Regions from separate parts of the Homo sapiens genome. Here region 1 is linked to region 2. Evidence: chromatin contacts called from ENCODE Hi-C data. All regions are on one chromosome and are shown on one strand. Each heading gives the region's core, a stretch centred on a gene start or an enhancer-like site at or near the end of the contact. The rest is flanking DNA. Distances are from core to core; before and after follow the strand shown. Region 1 holds the start of ZNF718 (zinc finger protein 718). Region 2 holds the start of UVSSA (UV stimulated scaffold protein A).

What was found. A loop is a pair of places that touch in the nucleus more often than their neighbours do. Pooled maps may share reads with other maps.
Region 1: a loop to region 2 is called in a pooled map, with 17 times the contacts of the local background. The contact joins the promoter of ZNF718 here to the promoter of UVSSA in region 2. A Hi-C loop is called at or near these places in 11 of 50 pooled maps.

Annotation. Positions count from the first base shown.
Region 1 is chr4:123,251-127,662 of GRCh38, reverse strand. It overlaps ZNF718 (zinc finger protein 718), which reads right to left and starts at 3,162. Exons shown (of 4, transcript NM_001039127.6): 1 at 2,990-3,162. The coding sequence starts at 2,992. It overlaps LOC124900641, which reads left to right and starts at 2,072. Exons shown (of 1, transcript XM_047416469.1): 1 at 2,072-4,412. The coding sequence starts at 2,415. The coding sequence ends at 2,891. RefSeq lists enhancers at 1,928-1,987, 2,248-2,447, 2,738-3,177.
Region 2 is chr4:1,345,578-1,350,117 of GRCh38, reverse strand. UVSSA (UV stimulated scaffold protein A) reads right to left here and starts at 2,910. Exons shown (of 14, transcript NM_020894.4): 1 at 2,358-2,910; 2 at 1,929-2,028; 3 at 264-594. The coding sequence starts at 2,026. RefSeq lists enhancers at 2,222-2,301, 4,147-4,540 and silencers at 2,532-2,971, 3,212-3,541, 3,762-3,851.

The DNA.
Region 1 (4,412 bases), core at 1,913-4,412, 1.2 Mb after region 2:
GGTCTGATCATTAAAAGAACATGTATTTCTCAAATAAAAGTTCTTTTCTTCTCTCAAATCCCAGAAAATAAATTCAGAATTTGGAACTGCACATTTAGGTCTTGGAGGGCTGGTGAGCTATGCACATTTGCGGGCATTTGGGCAAAGGGAGGAGGGAGAGAATTGAAGTTCTCAAGTTTAATCAATGCACATGTATGATCCTGGTTGGGTTTATGGGCCCCGTGATCTCTGAATCCGTGTCAGATCTGAAGATGACAGGAGCACTGAAGGAGGTGAAATAACTGATTGCTGTCCTGAAGTGATTTTTGTAGAAATCTAGTCTAACTGCTCTAGAAGGGACTGTAGATCCCAAATAGAGAGACTATTTTGTTTGCAGATTTGGGGAGCACCTTGCTGCACTTTGTCATACAATTGTGGGTTGTGGCTGGAATCCTGAGAAGAAAGGTTTTTCTCTCAAGTGAAGCCTGGTGGGCACTTTGTATATAACGTCCAGTACTTCTAAACAGTGCATGGAAAATATGACTAAAAGAAAAATTTTCAGCCAGGCACGGTGGCTCACGCCTATAATCCCAGCACTTTGGGAGGCCAAGGCCGGTGGATCATGAGGTCAGAAGATGGAGACCATCCTGGCCAACATGGCGAAACCCCGTCTCTACTAAAAATACAAAAAAATTAGCTGAGTGTGGTGGCGCGCCTGTAATCCCAACTACTCAGGAGGCTGAGCAGGTGAATCGCTTGAACCTGGGAGGTGGAGAATGCGGTGAGCCGAGATCGCACTACTGCACTCCAGCCTGGCGACACAGCGAAGACTCCGTCTTAAAAAAAAAAAAAAAGAGAAAAATTATCTCCAATCCTAAAAAAATTTTCCACCATAATAGAACAGCAAGAAAATGTTTTGTTATATAATTAAACCAAAATGTGATGTGCATCACAGGCAATCTACTAAGAGACTGCAAACACAGAAAAAAAGTCACCATTAGTTCTTAAGTAGAAGACTTGAAAGCACCATTTACACAGTTTATTATTTCACCTAGTAATTTGGGAGGTAATCTGGGTTTTCTAATTGGTAATATTCAAAAGAAAAATAAACTTCCCACATCTTCATGACAGGACGTAGACCCACAATGTGGAGCCAGGTACCTGCTGAAGGCAGCCTCCCACCCTCCTACAGAAACTGTGGGATATATTCTTGCTATTCACATTTCAAAGCAATAGTTCCCAAGTCCTAGATAAAGACAAGTCTGAGTCAAAAAAGACAAATGACCTATTTAACTGATAAAAATGATTTACATATATTTCAAAAACTGGTGAAAATAATTATAAAAATTTTCCACCTAAATGCTTTAAGAAAAGGGAGAAGAGCAAAAATTCTTCCCTCACTCTAAAGAGAAATCATTAAGCCTCTTCTAATTTGTATTTGCTCCTACAACAGCCAGGTCTAAGGCATGGTCTTGAATTCCCTAACGTCTGAATTCTTGTAGGCACGTAAGGGATGAACTTGGGCACACTGTATGCACAGAAAAGAGGATTTGTGGGGAAGGAAAAAGCACAAGACAGCAAGGAGCTATCAAGAGCCATGGGGTGGGGGCAGGGCACAACTGATGAAAGGACTGGTTTGTGCTACAGGTACAGGCCCAGGCAGGGCTACGCACTGACTGATTCCTGAGTCCATAAAGGCATAGGAGATTAAGATCAGATGGTCCAGAAGCCTGGGTTGGAGAAGGAAACGGGCTCCTGCTAAACAGATCTGGGGTTGAGATGAGCCAGGAGTCTTCTGGGCACTGCGTGTGCTTTTGGCAGAAAACTGTAGGAGCAAAACTGCCATGGGCACAATTCCTGAGGGTAGAACCCTGTCTTAGGCCAGGTGTGGCCGTGCGAATGCCCAGTGGGCGTGCTCAGGAGTGGGTTAGCATTGGGTGGGGGCTGGCAGCAGGATGCGGGGAAGGGATGTTTCTTAGAACTGCTTTCCTCTAAGTTCCCAGTCCCCTTTCTCCCCGGGAGGAGGCCTGGAGGAAGAGGACAGTGCCCAGCGGGACAGCGCCTGTGCAGAACCCGGCCGCGCCTCCTGCGGACACCAGGTGACTTCCTCCAACCCAGACTCGGCCATGTCTTTCTTCTGACAGAAAACTTGCGGAGTTTCCTCAACACCAGTCAATGCTCCAACCCCAACGGGGTGTCCAGCAACTCACTAACGACACCACCCAGAGTCAGCGCTGACCCCACAAGCTCAGCACTCTTCCCGCAGCTGCTCTCCTGCAGACGCCAGTCCCTGCCTCTGGACACCCGTCTTCATTTCTGAACCCCTGCCTACAAACCAGGGACGCCCACACCCTCCTCAAGTTCAATAATGTGGCAGAACTACTCACAGAACTAAGAGAAGCGCTGTGCGCACCGACACCAGCGTATTCTAAAAGATGCGAACAGACACCAGCGTATTCAGGAACAGCCACGCGGAGGAGGCGCACAGGGCAAGGGGACTGGCGGCAAAGTTGGCGCAGGCAGGTGATTTGCTTCGCTTCCTCACACACCTCACAAAAGCCTTTCCTTCAAGACCCGCTGGCAGTCCCCAAACCACGAGCCACGGCAGAGCTTTCCCATTAATAAGTCCTGTTTGCTCACATGAACTCCATGTTTTGATGGGGCCTCAATCTCATTCTGAACAGGGTAAAGTAGGGACGGGATTCCGGACCACAGCTCCTCCCACGCCGGCACCGCGCAGGCCGCCGCGGTGTCTTCCGGATGAGCTCCTACTCACTCCACAGCCCGGGGAAAGTGCAGGGCTACCGGCGCAGAGCTGCACAAGGAGGGCTGCAGGCTGGGCCAGAGCCGCTGTACGGGGACTGACAAGAGCGCGGGTCCCTCACCGGAGGGGACTGAGGACAGAGGGCTGAGCGGGAACTCCATTCACAGACTCCTCCCACCGCCGCCATTTCCCGCCGGTTCCGATGAGGCCTCCACAGCCTTGGGACGCCCTGCCCTGCACACTCACCATTTCCCGACTTCAGGAGTGTCCCAGAGTCTTAGATACGAATCATCCAATACCGGCAGGTCACAGAGCCACAGAGGCTGAGGCTGTGGCAGAATCACCGAGGCTTCCCTAAGGAGCGGGAGCAGAGCGATGAGGCCCTAACCGAGCTCTGGCTGGAGCTACAAGCAAAAGCCGCGCCAGATCCCGGATGCCGCACCCTCCTCTCTGCTGCGCGCCTCATTCGGCAGTTGTCAATCCAGCGCTCTAATTGGATAGAGCTGTAAGTCTCCCGCCTCAGGCCTTGAGTGACAGAAGTTGCAACCATACACAGCACTGAATGAGGCGAGAGTGACAGGCTCTGGCCTCCTGGTACTTTGAGGCAGGTTTTTTGTGTTTGTTTTTTGAGTCTGGCTCTTCTCGCCCAGGCTGGAGTGCAGTGGCGCGAACTCGGCTCTCTGCAACCTCTGCCTCCCGGGTTTAAGCGATTCTCCTCAGCCTCCCAAGTAGCTGGGATTACAGGTGCCCACCACCACACCCGGCCAATTTCTGTATTTTTAGCAGAGACAGGGTTTCACCATGTTGGCCAGGCTGGTCTTGAACTCCTGACCTCAGGGTATCTGTTCGCCTATGTCTCCCAAAATGCTGGGATTAAAGGCGTGAGCCACCACGCCCGGCCCAGGCTGGGGTGTTATCTCTGTGCTTGGCTTGGTACAGCCCAGTGGTCATTTTTTTAACCTTGTGGTATGTAAGGTTAGGTCCATTTATAATATAAATTATACACACACGCATGCATGCACGCACATGCACACACACGTACACATGCACGCGTGCATACACAAACTTGTTCACAAACGGAAACAATATAATGACAATTATTTTAATGTTTTATAACCTTTCTGGCCTCTGGTCTTTTGAGTAGGACACATGAGATTTTAAGAAGGAAGTAATCCTCTAAAAAATAAAATGTTAGCTATTAGTGAATTTTCAATTTTTTATTAGCCACATCGAAAATAATAAAAACAAGTGAGATTGTTTGTGATAATTTTAGCCTACTATATCCAAAATATTATTGTTTTAATATGTGATCAATATATAATTGAGAGGTGAAGCCAGCTGGACTTCCTGGGTAAACTGGGGACTTGGAGAACTTTCCTGTCTTACAAGAGGATTGTAAAATGTACCAATCAGCACTCTGTAAAAACGCACCAATCAGTGCTCTGTAGCTAGCAAGGGGATTGTAAAATGCACCAATCAGCACTCTGTAAAATGCACCAATCAGCAGGATCCTAAAAGTAGCCAATTGCAGGGAGGATTGAAAAAAGGGCACTGTGATAGGACAAAAACGGAACACGGGAGGGCACAATTAAGGGGAAATGGGAGGTGGAATAAAAGCTGACCACCCCAGCCAGCAGTGGCAACCAACTGGGGTCCCCTTCGATGCTGT
Region 2 (4,540 bases), core at 1,661-4,160:
CACATGCAGCCTCAGCTCCACCCACACATAAAGCTTATGCTCTTCCTCTCAGAGCTGCGCCGCCCCTCTCAGGGAGGCCGTGACCCTAGATGCTGCCCTCTTTCCCACACCCCACAGATGGTCTGGCAGCCTGGGTGTTCAGGCAAGGCCAAGCAGGCCCCTGCTGTGCTAGGTTCAACAGGAGGCGCATCTTCACCCTGGTATCGTCTGCCCTCCTCACGTCAGGTAACCAGTCTCTGAAAAAATGGGCCAGGCCCACCTACCTTTTTGTTGTGTCTTAAGAAGTGGTAGCCCAAGGCAAGCTTCTTGTAGGCCTCCCCAAACTTCTCATTCCACCCTTCCACGGCCCGGGTGGTCGCCTGCCTCAGCCTCTGTGCCGCCTCCCTGGGGGGCGGCAGAGGCTGTGCGGGGTCTGTGCCCAGCGTGAGCTCCAGGAACTCCTGGAAGTTGGAAACAACCAGCATCCGGAACTGGTGAGACCTGACGAAGAGTTCCTCCACAATCTGGAAGGCTGAGAGACGGATCTCGGCGTGCTCCTGGGTCAGCTGTGCTATCAGCAGGCGGTAGGCGCGGCTCAGCTGCTCCTCTGAAGACCTGGGGATGCGAGCTGGCCTGACCCAACTGCCCCACACGCAGAGGATGGGCGGGGGGAGACTCTCCGTGCATGGATGCCGCACGCACGTGTGGCAGGGACCACCACTGCCTTCCCATCTTCATTCTCCCCTTTTCTAGAGCAGGGTCTGCAAACTACTGCCCAAGGGCCACATCTACCTCCCCAGCCCCTGCCTGTTTCTGTGTGGCCCACAAGCCAAGAATGTCAATACAAACAAAAAATACTTGGTGAAATGTGAAAATCATATACACTTCAAATGTCGGTGTTCATTCACAAAGTGTCATTGGAACGTCGCCCATCTATCCACCTACATCATCTACAGCTGTGTTCACAACTGAGGCATTACAGCAAAGCCTGAAACACAAACCATCTGGCTCTTTAAACACACGTTACCTAGCGCAACACACACCGCCCGGCACAAACGCCCACCGCCCGGCACAAACGCCAACCGCCCGGCACAAACACACACCGCCTGGCACAAACCGCACACCGCCCGGCACAACGCACACCGCCCGGCACAAACACACACCGCCTGGCACAACGCACACCGCCCAGCACGCACACTGTTTCAGCTGGGTGCCTCCTGCTGCAGGAAGGAAGGAAGGCCTAGAGCTCGGGACATCTCCCAGCCCCTCCTGAATGCTCCTATTCCCAGCTCCTGACCCCACATAAACCATTGCGAATTCGATTTCCTGGCGCAGGCCACAAAACCTGACCTGAAATTTTCTATCAAAATGTCAACACTCCATCACTGTATAAACAATCTATAAACTGCCATTTTACAAACACAGGATACAGAATAATCAGTGTCCTCGACTTATGCTCCACCCTCCGAGGGGAAGTTTTGCTTCCCCCATGAATCTCTGGCTGCCTGAGGGTGACGGCAGAGATCCCCTCCGGCGTTTTCCTTGGAGGAAGTGAACAGAGGTGGACATACCCTAAAGGCGATGGACCAACTCGCCCATCAGCAAGCTCTATTCTTTCCCTTCGAAAAGTCCAGCAGCAAAGAAAAAGATGCACGTTTCTCTCTGAATCACATTTGTGCACTCAAGAACTCCTACAGGATGTGCTCCAGACCACACAAATGGGAATGAAGAGAAGCACCAACCACAGAGCAGTGGGGTCCCCAACGCCACACGCCCCGACCCCAGAACATGACCACCCGTCAGAGCCGGGTACTGCAGGGCCCCGAGAAAATGTCCTGGGTGTGTCCCTCGGGTGGTTCTCTCCCAGGTGGGGGCAGGAGGGCAGGGCCCTGTGTGTGTCCTGGGCTCAGTGGGCCAGTCAGTTACTGTTACTGAACCCTAAGACATACTTGCAAATTTTCTTCAGTTCCTTCATTTTCTCAGGATTTAGTCGGGGTTCTCCTGAAGTTGTGAGCTCTTCTACCAACTTCGAAAGTTTCTGATCCATATCTAGAAATAAGTAAGGCAGAGATGCTATATCACCATCTGTATTTTATAGCTCTCGGTGTTATTAACGTGTTTACTGGGTTCCACTATAAACCGAAAGCTCCGGGAGGACCCTGAGGCTGGGGTCCATCTGTGGGTGCCTCTCTGGGAAATATGTGTGTCCAGCAAGGCCTTTACGGCGGTGATTGCAGTTTTAAAAGTGAACCTTAAACTCGGGACCTCTACAATCCCGTGTGTGGGACGCTGCATTGAGGGTCGTGCGTTAAAGGAACCAGTGGCGCTGTCCGAATCAGCTTTTCCCCAACGTGACTGTTGCTGTTTCCCTTATTCACTCAGATTCCGCAGGGCAGCCTCCAGCAAGGCTGCAGAGGCCAAGAGGAGCCAAGAAATTCTGAGACCAATGAAAAGTCGCGTCCGGAGAGCAGGGGCGGCCCTAACGGAGGCAGCCTGCCCGGATACCCAGGGCCGAGCACCGCGGCGTGCCTGGTGGGATGAGGCGAGGGCCTGCCGCACCGCCAGGGAAAGGCCGAAGGACCCGGAAGGAAGCGCCAGGCGAGGCCGGGGCGGAGGCTGGGAAGCTGCGCCCTACTCGGGGAAAGAAGGGGCCCGGCAGGGCCACGCGAGGCTTGGACCGCGGGGTCGCTCTCGCACAGCGGCTGCACCGGGCGGGCGCGCCGGCTTCGACGGTGCTCGGGGGGCTGCGGCCTGTCACTCGGCCCAGGGCCCGCCCTCCGGCCCCGCCGCCGGCGCTCTCGGGCACACGGGACACGCCCTGGCCGCAGGTCTCTGCCCGGCGCCCGCAGAGCCCCGGGGACCGAACCGGCGCGACCCCCGCCCGGCAGCGTAACCACAGCCCCACCTACCGCTGACGCGGCCGCTCGCCTCGCCCCGCCCCTTCCGGCGGGGGGACCGCCCCTCTTGTCAGGTGCCCAAGACCTCTACCGCCATTGGCTGGCCCTGGGCCGGACGCATCAGGACCTGGGGTCACCACAGCGACGACTGCACCTACCGCTCGACGCGGCCTTTCTCGCCGTTGCCCCACCCTTTCCGGTCAAGGCCCCGCCCCCTAGCACGTGCCCTGAGCTCGACAGCCAATGGCTCACCCCAGCCCAGGAGGCGCAGGCGCAAAGACGCGGCCGAGGTCTGCGCGGTGACGTAGGCGCGCTCCCGGCGAGGGCGAGGCAGGCTGCCGGGGGTGGGGAGGGGGACGCACGAGAAAAAAGAGGCGGGAGGGCGCAGAAAGTCCTTAAAGGGGCCGCATGTACGGGCGCCGGGGGCGGGGCCGGCCGGGAAACTGAGGCCGAAAGGAAGTTCCGGTCTGGGCCTCAACGCCACGCCCGCCCGCGGGCTCGCAGCCAGGTCCCTTCACCTGCAGAGGGCCGGTGAGGACCGCCCAGACGGGCGGGCGCGGGCCCCCGCCCCCGAGCTCGCCCCGCGCAGGGCGCCCTGAACCCCGCGGCGCCTCCCCGCTCCGGCCTCGGGAAGGGAATCCCTGGGCGGGCTTGGGGGTCTTCGGGGCCCACCTCGGCGCCAGACGCACAGCAGGTACCCCTGGGCCCGGGCTGGCCCTGGGCGGAATGAGAAGCAGAGGCGCCGTCCGTCCTGCCGCCGAAGTCCGCAGCCTCGAACGCAGGGGAGTGCGAGGTCGGCTGCGGACGGACGGACCTGGAGACCGCGCTTGGGAAACCGTGGCTTCGGAGGAGCGTGGTGTGGACCCCACTCGCGGGGCGCCCGGCACAGGCCACGCAGAGCAGACGCCCGACTGGGCTCCCGGGGCTGGGTGCAGGGCGGGGGCCGCCGGCGGCGGGCCGGGGTTTCTTTTTCGGGGGGATGGGCGTGCCCTTGCATTACGGTGGTGGTAGCTCACAACTCTGTTAATCGTGTTTTTACAGGGTGGGTTTCAGGATGTGTGAGTTATATCTCAGTAAAGCAATTATTTTAAAAAGGAAAAGAAGAGGGACTCCCTGCGCCGCCCCTCTCTGCAGCACCAGCTTCTGTCCCTGGGCGTCAGTGGCTCCCAGCTCCTAGCTTGCAGCCAGCCCCGAGCCGCTCCTCCGCCTCACCCCTTCCTCACCCTGCCTCTTGCTTCACTGAGCAAGCTGCAGCCAGACCCTCCCTCAGCGCCCCTTGCCCTGTGCATCCAATCCCCGGCCTGTGGCTTCCTCCAAGGCACCCATCCAGCAGTTTCCCTCTGTCTTCTACAGCGTGGTTTTTTTTGTTGTTACTAGTTCTCATTAGTATAAAAGGGTGCCGTTTCTCCCATACTAACAAAACCCTCTCTTTATCCAACTTTTCTTACCAATTGCTAAGTCCAGTCTCCTTTACACTGCCCCGGGGTGTCCTCTCAGCCCTCAGGCTCAACAGCACAGCCAAGCTGCCCGTCCACTGCCCTCTGTATCCGCTGATGGCCCTGCAGCCTTTTTTTTTTTTTTTTTTTTTTTTTTTTTTGAGACAAAGTCTCGCTTTGTCACCCAGGCTGGAGTGCAGTGGCACGATCGCGGTTCACTGCAGCCTC